Linked DNA regions of Homo sapiens: region 2 is linked to region 1. The links are chromatin loops, found by intact Hi-C in ENCODE. Cell type or tissue: IMR-90. All regions are shown on one strand. Each heading gives the region's core, and the rest is flanking DNA. Links, peaks and the distances in the headings are about the cores only.

Region 1 (5,389 bases), core at 71-5,070:
AGTTTTTATTTATAATAGCTTTAAAAAATCTACTTAGGGATGAGCTTAATAAAAGGAGTGCAAGGTGTTTTTGTTAAAAACGATAAAACATTGCTTAGAGTAATTAAAGAACTCGGTAAATGGAGAAGTACTATGTTCATGTATTATAAGACTTGATATTTTGAGATATCACTTCTTTCCAAATTGATGTATAATCCCAGCAGGCTTTTTTTTTTTTGGTAAAAATTAATAATTGGATTCAAAAATTCAAATCGAAATGCAAGAATCTAGAATATCTAAAGCAATCTTGGAAAATAATAAAGTTAAAGGACTGTACAATCTGACTTTAGGACTAAATATAAAACCACAGAATCATGATAGTGTGGTGCTTGCATAGGGCAGAAAAATAGATCAGTAGGATGCAATAGAGAGCCCAGAAAGGTTAAAAAAAAAATTGTTAGGGAAAGGACAGTGTTTTCAATAAATGGTATTGAAATAAGTGGATATCCATATGAAAAAAAATGAACCTTAATTTCATCTCACATACTACCTCAAAATTAATTTTCACTCATCAAAAGGCTCTACTGGCCTGGCATGGTGGCTCACGCCTGTAATCCCAACACTTTGGGAGGTTGAGGCAGGTGGATCACCTGAGGTCAGGAGTTCTAGACCAACTTGACCAATATGGTGAAAACCCATCTCTACTAAGAATATAAAAATTAGCTGGGCATGGTGATGGGTGCCTGTAATCCCAGCTACTTGAGAGGCTGGGGCAGGAAAATCACTTGAACCCAGGAGGTGGAGGTTGCCGCACGCCGAGATTGCACCACTGCGCTCCAGCCTGGGTGACAGAGCGAGACTCCATCTCAAAAAAAAAAAAAAAAAAAGGCACCACCAATAACTTTAGTAGGCAAGCCACAGATTAGAACATATTTATAAAACACATATGACAAAGGACTTGTATTTAGAAGATTATGAAGAGCTCTTATAATTCAATAGTAAAAAGATAACTCAATTTTTAAAAAGGTAAAAAAATTTTAAGATACTTCACAAAGGAATATATATTGATGGTTAATAAGCACATGAAAAGATACTCAACATCGTTAGTCATCAGGAAAATGATTAAAGCCACAATGAGATACCCGTACACACCTAAATGGCTAAAATGTAAAATGACTAAAATATAAAAAGCTGATACCATGTATTGGCATGAATGTAGAGTAGTTCGAACTTTCTTATATTATTAATGTGAACATAACATGTATTAGCTAGGATGTGAAGCAGTTGAAACTCTCATACATTGTTAATGGGAATGTAGCATGGTATAATCACTTTAGAAAAAGGTCTGGTAGCTTCTTATAAATCTAAATATATATCTACCCTTTAACTGAGTAATTCTACACTTTTAGGGATTTACCCAAGAGAAGTGAAATATAGCTTGTCAAAAAACATGTTATAGGAATGTTAATAGCTGAAAAATGGAATTGGAGAAACGATAAATTAACTGGGGTATATTATTCATATTGCCATTGTTACCTGCAACAACATGGATAAATCTCACAAATACTATGCTGAGTTGAAGAAGCCTATGTAAAAAGGTTTATATTTGTATGGTTCCATTCATATGAAGTTTTGAGGAAGTAAAAGTAATCTGTGGTGACATAATGAGAATAATATTTGCTTGGGGTAGGAAGATAGTGGTTTGTTTGGGGATTTACGAAGAAAGGACATGGTGGAACTTTCTGGATTGATGGACATGTTCTATATTTTGATAGAGATTTAGGTTATCTGAGTATATGTACTTAACAGACTTATCAATTGGCATACGTAAGATTAAGTAATTTAAGATTTGTACAGTTGAATGTTTGTAAATTTACCTAGAAAAACACACAAAAGAATTGCAATCAAATACTGAATTTTAGCAAAAATAATTTTATAAAATAAGCGAATTTTACAAAAATAAGGCATATTAAACTTATTGTGAAAAGTAAACCGGCTGGGCGTGATGGCTGACACCTGTAATCTCAGCACTGTGGGAGACCAAGGTGGGAGGATCACTTGAGGTCAGGAGTTTGAGACCAGCCTGGCCAACATGGTGAACCCCTGTCTCTACTAAAAATACAAAAAAATTAGCTGGGCATGGTGGTGCATGCCTGTAATCCCAGCTGGAGGCTGAGGCAGTAGAATCGCTTGAACCCAGGAAGTGGAGGTTGCAGTGAACCGAGATCGGCCAGCCTGGGTGACAGCGTGAGACTCCATCTCAAAAAAAAAAAAAAAAGAAAAGAAAAAAGCAAATCTATAAAATGTTTAGAAGAAAATATAAGCACATATATTCATGACTGTGTATGAGGGATATATTTCTTACATGGACAGTTGTTTTGGAGAGCAATTTGGAATATCCAGTACTTTATGACTCAGTAGTTCAACATCCAAGAAACTTTTTCTACATGCGCACTAGGAAACAACTACAAGAATGTTTACAAGAGTATTGTTTTAATGGAGAAGAAAAAGATGGAAAGAAAATTAAATTTCCATTTACTAGAGAATAGATAAATAAATATTGGTATATTCATAGACTGGACCACTGTCTGAAGATCAGTGAACTAAAGTGAAATATATCCACATGGGTGAATCTCCCAGTTTTCATAATGTTGGCTGATGTCAACAGAGGAATACATATAATATAATACCATGTATATATAATTTTAAAACATGTAAAACAATACTACTAATTTTTTACAAATCCAAAAACACGTATTGAAAATATTTAAAAAATTAAGAATAGTTGTTAATTTAGGACTGGTGGGAGGTGGGACTTGATACACTTGGAAAGCAAGTCACAGGGGCCCCAGCTGTTATCGTAAAGGTTATTTCTTATGCCAGTGGTGTGTGAAGTCATCTCTTTGTTATATTATTAACTATACTACTTTATTTGTCTAAAATATTTTCTAGTTATCACCCACTGCCCCTAATCCTATTTCATTCCTTCTGTATGCTTGCCACTAATGCCCTTTACAATTCAGCAGCAGTTAATGGCTGGCCTAGAGTGCCTGTAATCTACACTGGGGAGATGGTTCCATCTAGTGGGAAAAATGTTGCATGTATTCTATGAGACATTCCTTTTAGGAAGGAAGGATAAAGAAGTAATAGTTTGCCTGAGTGCTTTTATTTCACAAAAATTTAAGAGACAGGCTGGGCATGGTGGCTCACACCTGTAATCCCAGTACTTTGGGAGGCCGAGGCGGGCGGATCACGAGGTCAGGAGATCGAGACCATCCTGGCTAACACGGTGAAACCCCGTCTCTACTAAAAAAAAAAAAAAAAAAAAAAAAAAAAAATTAGCCAGGCGTGGTGGCGGGTGCCTGTAGTCCCAGCTACTCAGGAGGCTGAGACAGGAGAAAGGCGTGAACCTGGGAGGTGGAGCTTGCAGTGAGCCAAGATTGCGCCACTGCACTCCAGCCTGGGAGACAAAATGAGACTCCGTCTCAAAAAAAAAAAAAAATAAATAAAATTTAAGAGGCAAAGAAAAAGTTGTTATTTAGAAATATGTGGCCTTTTCCATTATTAAGATAATGCTGTGAATTTCCTAGGACATTTAGGTAGACCAACAGGACTCAGATGGGTTCTTATTTCTAACTTGCATATGTTTTGTTTTTCAGAAGGAGTTGAGCCTTCCAAGAAGAGGCAGCTTGTAAGTAGATGATTATTACCATTATGATTATGATCTCCTACTTAGGAACCCCTCTTGGGAACATTTCCCACTATCATGTGGAGGAATCCCGCTCAGTACACAATTTCTTTCTGTGTACTCCTATCTGAGCTAGGGAAGCCAGCAGGCCAACTGACTTCTCCCACTAGGTCAGATCTTCCCCTCCTCCCCATTCCTCCCGACCTCCAAACCTCTTCCCTCTCAGTTTCTACATAGCATTCTGGGAAAGTTACAACTTAAATATTCATCACAGTCTTATACTTGTGCTTTGGGATTTACTGAGTTTTCGTAGACTCAAGCTAAGGAAGTAGGAATATTAAAATGGAAACCCTTTGCATTTACATCTATCCGGTAACATGGTATGAGGAGAAGACCAACTTTTCTGATAAGTTGAGGCAAGGCCAGCTAAGTTTGGAGACTATGTTGAATGGAATAGGTTCCCAACCTGTTTGGTTTTTTTCTGGCTTCAGGGTTAGGGGAGATTAATAAATAGTCTTTGCCCCTGGATTTTAATTTCTTAAATTCTCTTGGACTGCTTTTCCTCTAGGAATTCTGTTGGGGCAGTATTAGAAATTTGGCCAATCAGAATCTCCTGGAATGTTTGTTAAAGTGCAGAGTGTGAACTTAATGCATTAAAATCTCTGTGTTGGGGCCCAAAAACCTGTACTGTATATACCTAAAACATACTCATATTTACCATGATTTACTAGTAAAGTCACATCTGGGGAACCCTAAGGAAATAGAGCTGTGATAAAACAATGGCTTTTAAACTTTTCCTTAACAAAAAAAGAGATGTAATTAAGGAGGAGATCACAACAGCATTCATATTTATTAAGTATACTTTATATACACATCATATGCAATTTTTAAATGTTTAAATGAAACATGTAGTAATTCTTTCTGTTACTGTCCATTTTAGGATTTTGTTTTGTGAAAAATGCTCTAGTGATTAAATTTTCCTCTGAGGTTTTTGTGAAGCCTTTTGGGCTGTTTACGAAAACTTATTTTGGTTTGATATGAAGAGGCTTGAGTCAGAAAACTCATAAGGTTCAGTCTTGACCATGCCATTTAACTAGCTTTGTAAACCTAGACAAATCACTTTATCTTCTTAAACCTCAGTTGCCTTATCTATAAAATGAAGATAATGTTACCTGTGTTTTCTTCTTACTAAGCCTGTTAGAAGGATCACTTAATATATGTATAGTGCTTTATTACTTATAGTTTAATTTTAATATATATTAGTTTTAGAATTCTTAATGGGTTAAATTTGGATGAATTCTATTATTTAAGAGGCACATTTTAAATTTTAAATTCAGTTTCTAGCAGTGGATATTCAGTCTAGCTTCACAAGTGTCCTGAGTCTTCTGTAAATGGCAAGGGCTCTACCAGGACTCTTAGAGGAATGAGACACCAAATAGGTATGCATAACTGAAAAGGAGTAGCTTTTCAGCATCATAGTCAGGAAATATTTGTACTTGGTCATTTTTCTACTATTTCTGCCCCCCCCGCTTTTTTTTGGTTGCTTCTATTTGAAAACTGCCTGAGATTTGCCTTTTCTTAGTATTAAGTGAAATAAATTAAGGCCTGAGACAGGTAGCTTCTTGCAGAAATGTGTGTCCTCAATGAATGGAGTTGCTGGGAAGAAGGAGAAGGAGGAGTATTCTTATTTTTATTTTATACCAGAATAATTTTTTGGTCATT
Region 2 (5,389 bases), core at 65-5,064, 240 kb before region 1:
TAATTAAAAAAAAAAAAAAAAAAATGGCTGGGCGTGGCGGCTCACGCCTGTAATCCCAGCACCTTGGGAGGCCGAGGCGGGCGGATCACGAGGTCAGGAGATTGAGACCATCCTGGCTAACAACGGTGAAACCCCGTCTCTACTAAAAATACAAAAAAACACCGAGCCGGGTGTGGTGGCGGGCGCCTGTAGTCCCAGCTACTCGGGAGGCTGAGGAAGAATGGTGTGAACCCAGGAGGTGGAGCTTGCAGTGAGCTGAGATCGTGCCACTGCACTCCAGCCTGGGTGACAGAGCGAGGCTCCATCTCAAAAAAACAAAACAAAACAAAAAATAAAATAAATAAAAAAAATAGCCGGGCATAATGGCGTGCCCCTGTAGTTTCAGCTACTTGGGAGGCTGAGGTCACACTGAGCCATGATTGTGCCACTGCATTCCAGCCTGGGTGACAGAGTGAGACCTTGTCTCAAAAAAATAAAGAAAAAGAAAAAAAAAAAAGCAAAGAAAGCTGTATACATATAACAGGTACTGAAAGAATATCTGGTGACTGATGCGGCAAGAAAAAACAAATTTATTAATTTTTTCCTGATTTATTCCCAAACCTCTCTTGTATAAGGTTCTTGCCCTGATTCTAAATCATACCTTGGAAGGAGGTGGTACAGGCTTAGGAACCAGGTTCTTATAGACACTTGGAACCACGGATGACAATTTGTTCCCATTTGCATGGTGAGATCCTGGTGAGGTGAATGCAGCAGAGAAGGCAGCAGCAGGATCCTCTTTGGAAACTTTTTTGATAACTAGCATCTTGGAGGGTTGCTTGGCACTAGGCGGGTTTTCTGTGAAGTACAAGAGTGGAGAGACAACAGAATGTCAAACCTGTTGTGTAACATGAAGCATAGTTTATACAAAGGCCTTAGTCAACAAAACAGCTGACAGTTGAGACAGAGGGATTAAACATTCCCTGGTATGCACTTAATAGATACTCTCAAAAGTGAGACTACTCAGGAACTGTACAAAAAAATGCAGCATATGAGGAACTGGATACTAAATTTATAAATCAGCCAGGAAGTCCAAAGATGTTAGCAGTCCTTCAGGGGCACAATATGTCTGATGGACAGTGTGATCAGTTAAGCATGAACCCAACAAGAATAAATCCAAGCGCCAGGCACTGTGGCTCATGCCTGTAATCTCAGCACTTGGAGGTGCTGAGGTGGGCAGATCACTTGAGTCCCAAGAGTTCGAGACCAGCCTGGGCTGGCAAACCCTGTGGCAAATCCCCATCTTTACAAAAAATACAAACATTAGCCAGGCATGGTGGTGCACACCTGTGGTCCCAGCTACTTAGGAGGCTGAGGCGGGAGAATCACTTGAGCCCAGGTCGAGGCTGCAGCGAGCCATGACTGTGCCACTGCACTCCAGCATGGATGACAAAGTCAGACCCTAACTCAAAAAAACAAAAACAAAACAAAAAAAAACACCTAAAAGTAGCAGCTCCTGTCAGCATGAGAATAGAGAGATGAGGTAATCAGGGATTGGAGTCTGCCATGAAACCCTCTGATGAGGCAAACTGGAGCAAAGGTATACACCATTAGCAAAGAGGAGAAGGTACATCGATCAATCTTAATCCTACAATACTGGATTCTAAACCCATCATTTAGATATGTTAAAGACTTCCCATGTTCTTGGCTATCAACATGTCTAATGAAGAAACCAGGAGAGTCCAATTTGTAAATGCCAAAGATCCCAATGCCACAGATGAGGTTTGGTTTGAAATACAGATTCCTATCGCACCACTGCACTCTAGCCTGGGCGACAGAGTGAGATTCTGTCTCAAAAAACAAAACAAAACAAAACAAAAAACCACAAACATATATATACACACACATACACATAAACACACACACACACACACACACACACGAATATTTAAACATACATATATATGAATGTTTAAGAATATATTGTTATGGGCTGGGTATGGTGGCTCACGCCTGTAATCTCAGCACTTTGAGAGGCCGAGGCAGGCGGATGATGAGGTCAAGAGATCGAGACCATCGTGGCCAACATGGTGAAACCCCATCTCTACTAAATAACAAAAATTAGCCGGGCGTGGTGGCATAGGCCTGTATTCCCAGCTACTTAGGAGGCTGAGGCAGGAGAAAAGCTTGAATCCGGGAGGCTGAGGTTGCAGTGAGCTGAGATCTCGCCACCGCACTCCAGCCTGGCAACAGAGTGAGACTCCATCTCAAAAAAAAAAAAAAAAAAAAGTAAGTGAAGTAGCAATGTTAATTAAGTTACTTTTCATGAACTTTTTCTACTTAAAATCTGCTTCCATGTTGGCTACGGTGGCTCATGCCTGTAATCCCAGCACTTTGGGAGGCCAAGATGGGTGGATCACTTGAGGCCAAGAATTCAAGACAAGCCTGATCAACATGGTAAAACCCTGTCTGGACTAAAAATACAAACATTAGCCAGGCATGGTGTAGTCCCAGCTAGGGAGGTGGAGGCTGCAGTGAGCTGAGATTGCGCCACTGCACTACAGCCTGGGCAACAGAATGAGACTGTCTCAAACAAACAGACTAACAAACACCACCAAAACAACTGCTTCCAAATTCACGGTTCTATAAGTTCTCAGTTGTCTGTATTTTGACTCTACTACCATGGTAACATTTCAGTGGTGTTTGGGGGTTGGGCGGTGGGGTAGGGGGCAGAATAACCCGCTACAGTCAGATGTTAGTTACCATGGGCAAATGCATGAGATGAGAAACAAGAGATAAAAAGAGATAAGGAATCTTTGCTCCCCTCCCTGCTAAGAAAAAATTTTAAAGTTGTGCCTTTAAAATGGCAAAATCTACCTACCCCATACTCCAGAAGGTGTCCCAATAGGTCTGCATGGCTGATGCTGTTTGCCAGCTTCTGGATTCAAGGAAGGCTAGGAAAAAAGGGATATGAATGGTTGATACAGAAAGCTGATCATTTTGGCACTTTTCACAAAGTAGCCATCACCATGGAACCTATCAAATAATTACATATTTTACATATTAGCAACACTTACTAATTTGACACTGTATTCAGAAACGTAACAAACAGAAAATATCAAAACACAAAATCAATAGGTATTATGTTAATATTAGGTTCTCCTGAGTTTCATTTCCTTTGATATAAGGGATTTCATTTATTTTAAATAAACAGACTAAATGTGCGAATTCCCACTTTCCTATAGGATATGTATGCCAAATAAGGAGGCACTGAAAGTTAGATGAACAAGAATGTGGATCATTTTCCTCAGATTAAAGGAGGACAATGTGGTCAGTGAAATGTATAGTATTCACTGCATTTCTAAGATGGGTGTAGGGCAGGGGCAGACCATATGCCAAGGACTGTGCTAGAAATACAATAAAGAGCCCCTGTCTTCACACGGGTCACAGTTTTGCTATAAAAACTTCTAGACAAGTTAAGTACAATAAAAGGTTACAAGGACGATGAAAAAAATTCATATTAGGGAAGAAGGAGTACTCAGTAAGAAACATCAATTCTACTTGAAAGAGAAGTGCTATCAGAAAAGGCTTTACTAACAGGTGATTTAAGAATCCTTAAAGATGAATTCCAAAGCTGGAAAAACGGTAATTCCAGGAACAGAAAGCATTAAAAAGAACAGAATATTCAGGTCTGCAAATAGTTCAGCATGAGTAGTGCTAGGGAAGGAGGGGACCCTTCTGTGGGGAAAGAGGTATCTGGCAAAGCAGGCAAGAGCCAGCTTGTGGAGGATTTCTTAGGGGAGATTAAGTTTTATTCTACAGGTAATGAGGATCCATCTTTCATGCAGTTAACATTATCTAATTATCAACTTACAACCGTCACTCTAGTAGCAGCTTAAAGGATGGATCTGAGGTATTTAAACATCAACTAAGAGACCATTAGGAGATCAATTCCATAGTCCGGGAGGGTAATAAAGGTAACAGAAGTAGAGAACGAGATAAGGGAAAGGGCAGGGAAGAGTTAAGAGCAATAGACTAGACTTAATAACTAATCGTATGACACTGCTGTCCTAGCCCAAACTTTACGATCTGGTAACAGGGTAGGAGAATGGCTTTTTTTTTTTTTTTTTTTTTTTTTTTTTGTGACAGAGTGTCACTCTGTTGCCCAGGTTGGAGTACAGTGGCACAATCCTGGCTCATTGCAACCTCCACTTTCCAGGTTCAAGCAATTCTCCTGTCTCAGCTTCCTGAGTAACTGGGATTACAGGTGCGCACCACCACACCCAGCTAATTTTTGTATTTTTAGTACAGACAGGGTTTCACCATGCTGGCCAGGCTGGTCTCGAACTGACCTCAAGTGATCCACTCACCTTGGCCTCCCAAAGTGCTGAGATTACAGGCATGAGCCACTGTGCCCAGCAGGAAAATGGCTTTTCAGCACAATTGCCTGTGAACATTATACAAACAACAAAAAGACACCCAGGCTCCACTACAGAGCTTCAGAATCAGAATCTCCAGGGGCAGGGCCTCTAGCAGGTATGTATTTTCCAAGCAATCAAGGTGAGAACCACTACAATAGGAGAACAAGCACAAATGCAAATGAAACTACCAACTCTCTATATAAGTGGACAAATCAGTGACAGATTTTCAAGGACAGGTAAATACATTCCTCTAGATGGAGTGGTAGAGGCAGAAGGAGTGCCCAGCCATAAAAGCTGTGGTTGTTTCCTTGTTTCATTTTAATAGGCATGTTGTACCCAGGGTTCTCAGAGACAATGCTCCTATTTATACAGTATCTTTGATCTCTTTCTACTGTTTTAAAAAATACAGTTTTAAAACTTGTAAAATATAAACAGGAAAAATATAAAACAAATGAATAAGTTAATGGGTAAAAGTTCTTTTAAACACTACATGGTTTAAGCAACATAACATTACCAGACAAACCAGAAAGACATTACAAATCTCATTAGAAAAAAACCCCAAAACTACTCATACTTATGGTGATCACTGCATTTTTTTTTTTTACTAACCCATTGTGTCTCCCTTGACACTATAGTTTTGTCTCCAAAAACAATCTCAGCTTTTAATCTACTAGTTTTTAGAAAATCTTAAGCCTCTTTCTATAAATTGGTAGTTGGTTCTAGAGGTTACAGAATCCTTAGTGGTTTTGTATTCTTCCATTAGGAGACACACACAAATAACATGTGGTTGTGCTTCTTTTAGTGATGCTGGCAGACACTGGTGCTCATAGCCTAAAACTGTCAGCTCAATACAAGATGCAAAAACAATGATCTAATTTTACAATTCTTTATAAAGTAGTATACTTCCATAAATAGGAACTTCCCCTATTTGGCAATTCAACAGTACAGTTCATATAGAAAAAATATGATACATGCTTGTTCCTAAGGTGAGG

What was found. Peaks named below come from ENCODE experiments on the same cell type or tissue, not always from the same donor. Only the 100,000 strongest peaks of a DNase experiment are listed, where the experiment ranks them.
Region 2: it touches region 1 in a loop (3-fold over the local background); 11 of 110 quality-filtered maps call a loop at or near these places.

What each region holds. Positions count from the first base shown.
Region 1 is chr1:45,878,726-45,884,114 of GRCh38, forward strand. It overlaps MAST2 (microtubule associated serine/threonine kinase 2), which reads left to right. Exons shown (of 29, transcript NM_015112.3): 4 at 3,639-3,670. The region is part of intron 2 of LOC105378694 (a long non-coding RNA gene); the gene reads right to left. Among named protein-coding and RNA genes, the nearest start is that of MAST2, 78 kb to the left of the region's middle. In IMR-90, for the core only: a CTCF peak has its summit at 3,058 (motif pointing left); DNase peaks (open chromatin) are centred at 2,396 and 3,056; H3K27ac peaks cover 374 bases.
Region 2 is chr1:45,639,570-45,644,958 of GRCh38, forward strand. GPBP1L1 (GC-rich promoter binding protein 1 like 1) reads right to left here. Exons shown (of 13, transcript NM_021639.5): 7 at 2,858-2,930; 8 at 641-834. Among named protein-coding and RNA genes, the nearest start is that of CCDC17, 18 kb to the left of the region's middle. In IMR-90, for the core only: no CTCF peak of the experiment used is centred there; no DNase peak of the experiment used is centred there; H3K27ac peaks cover 308 bases.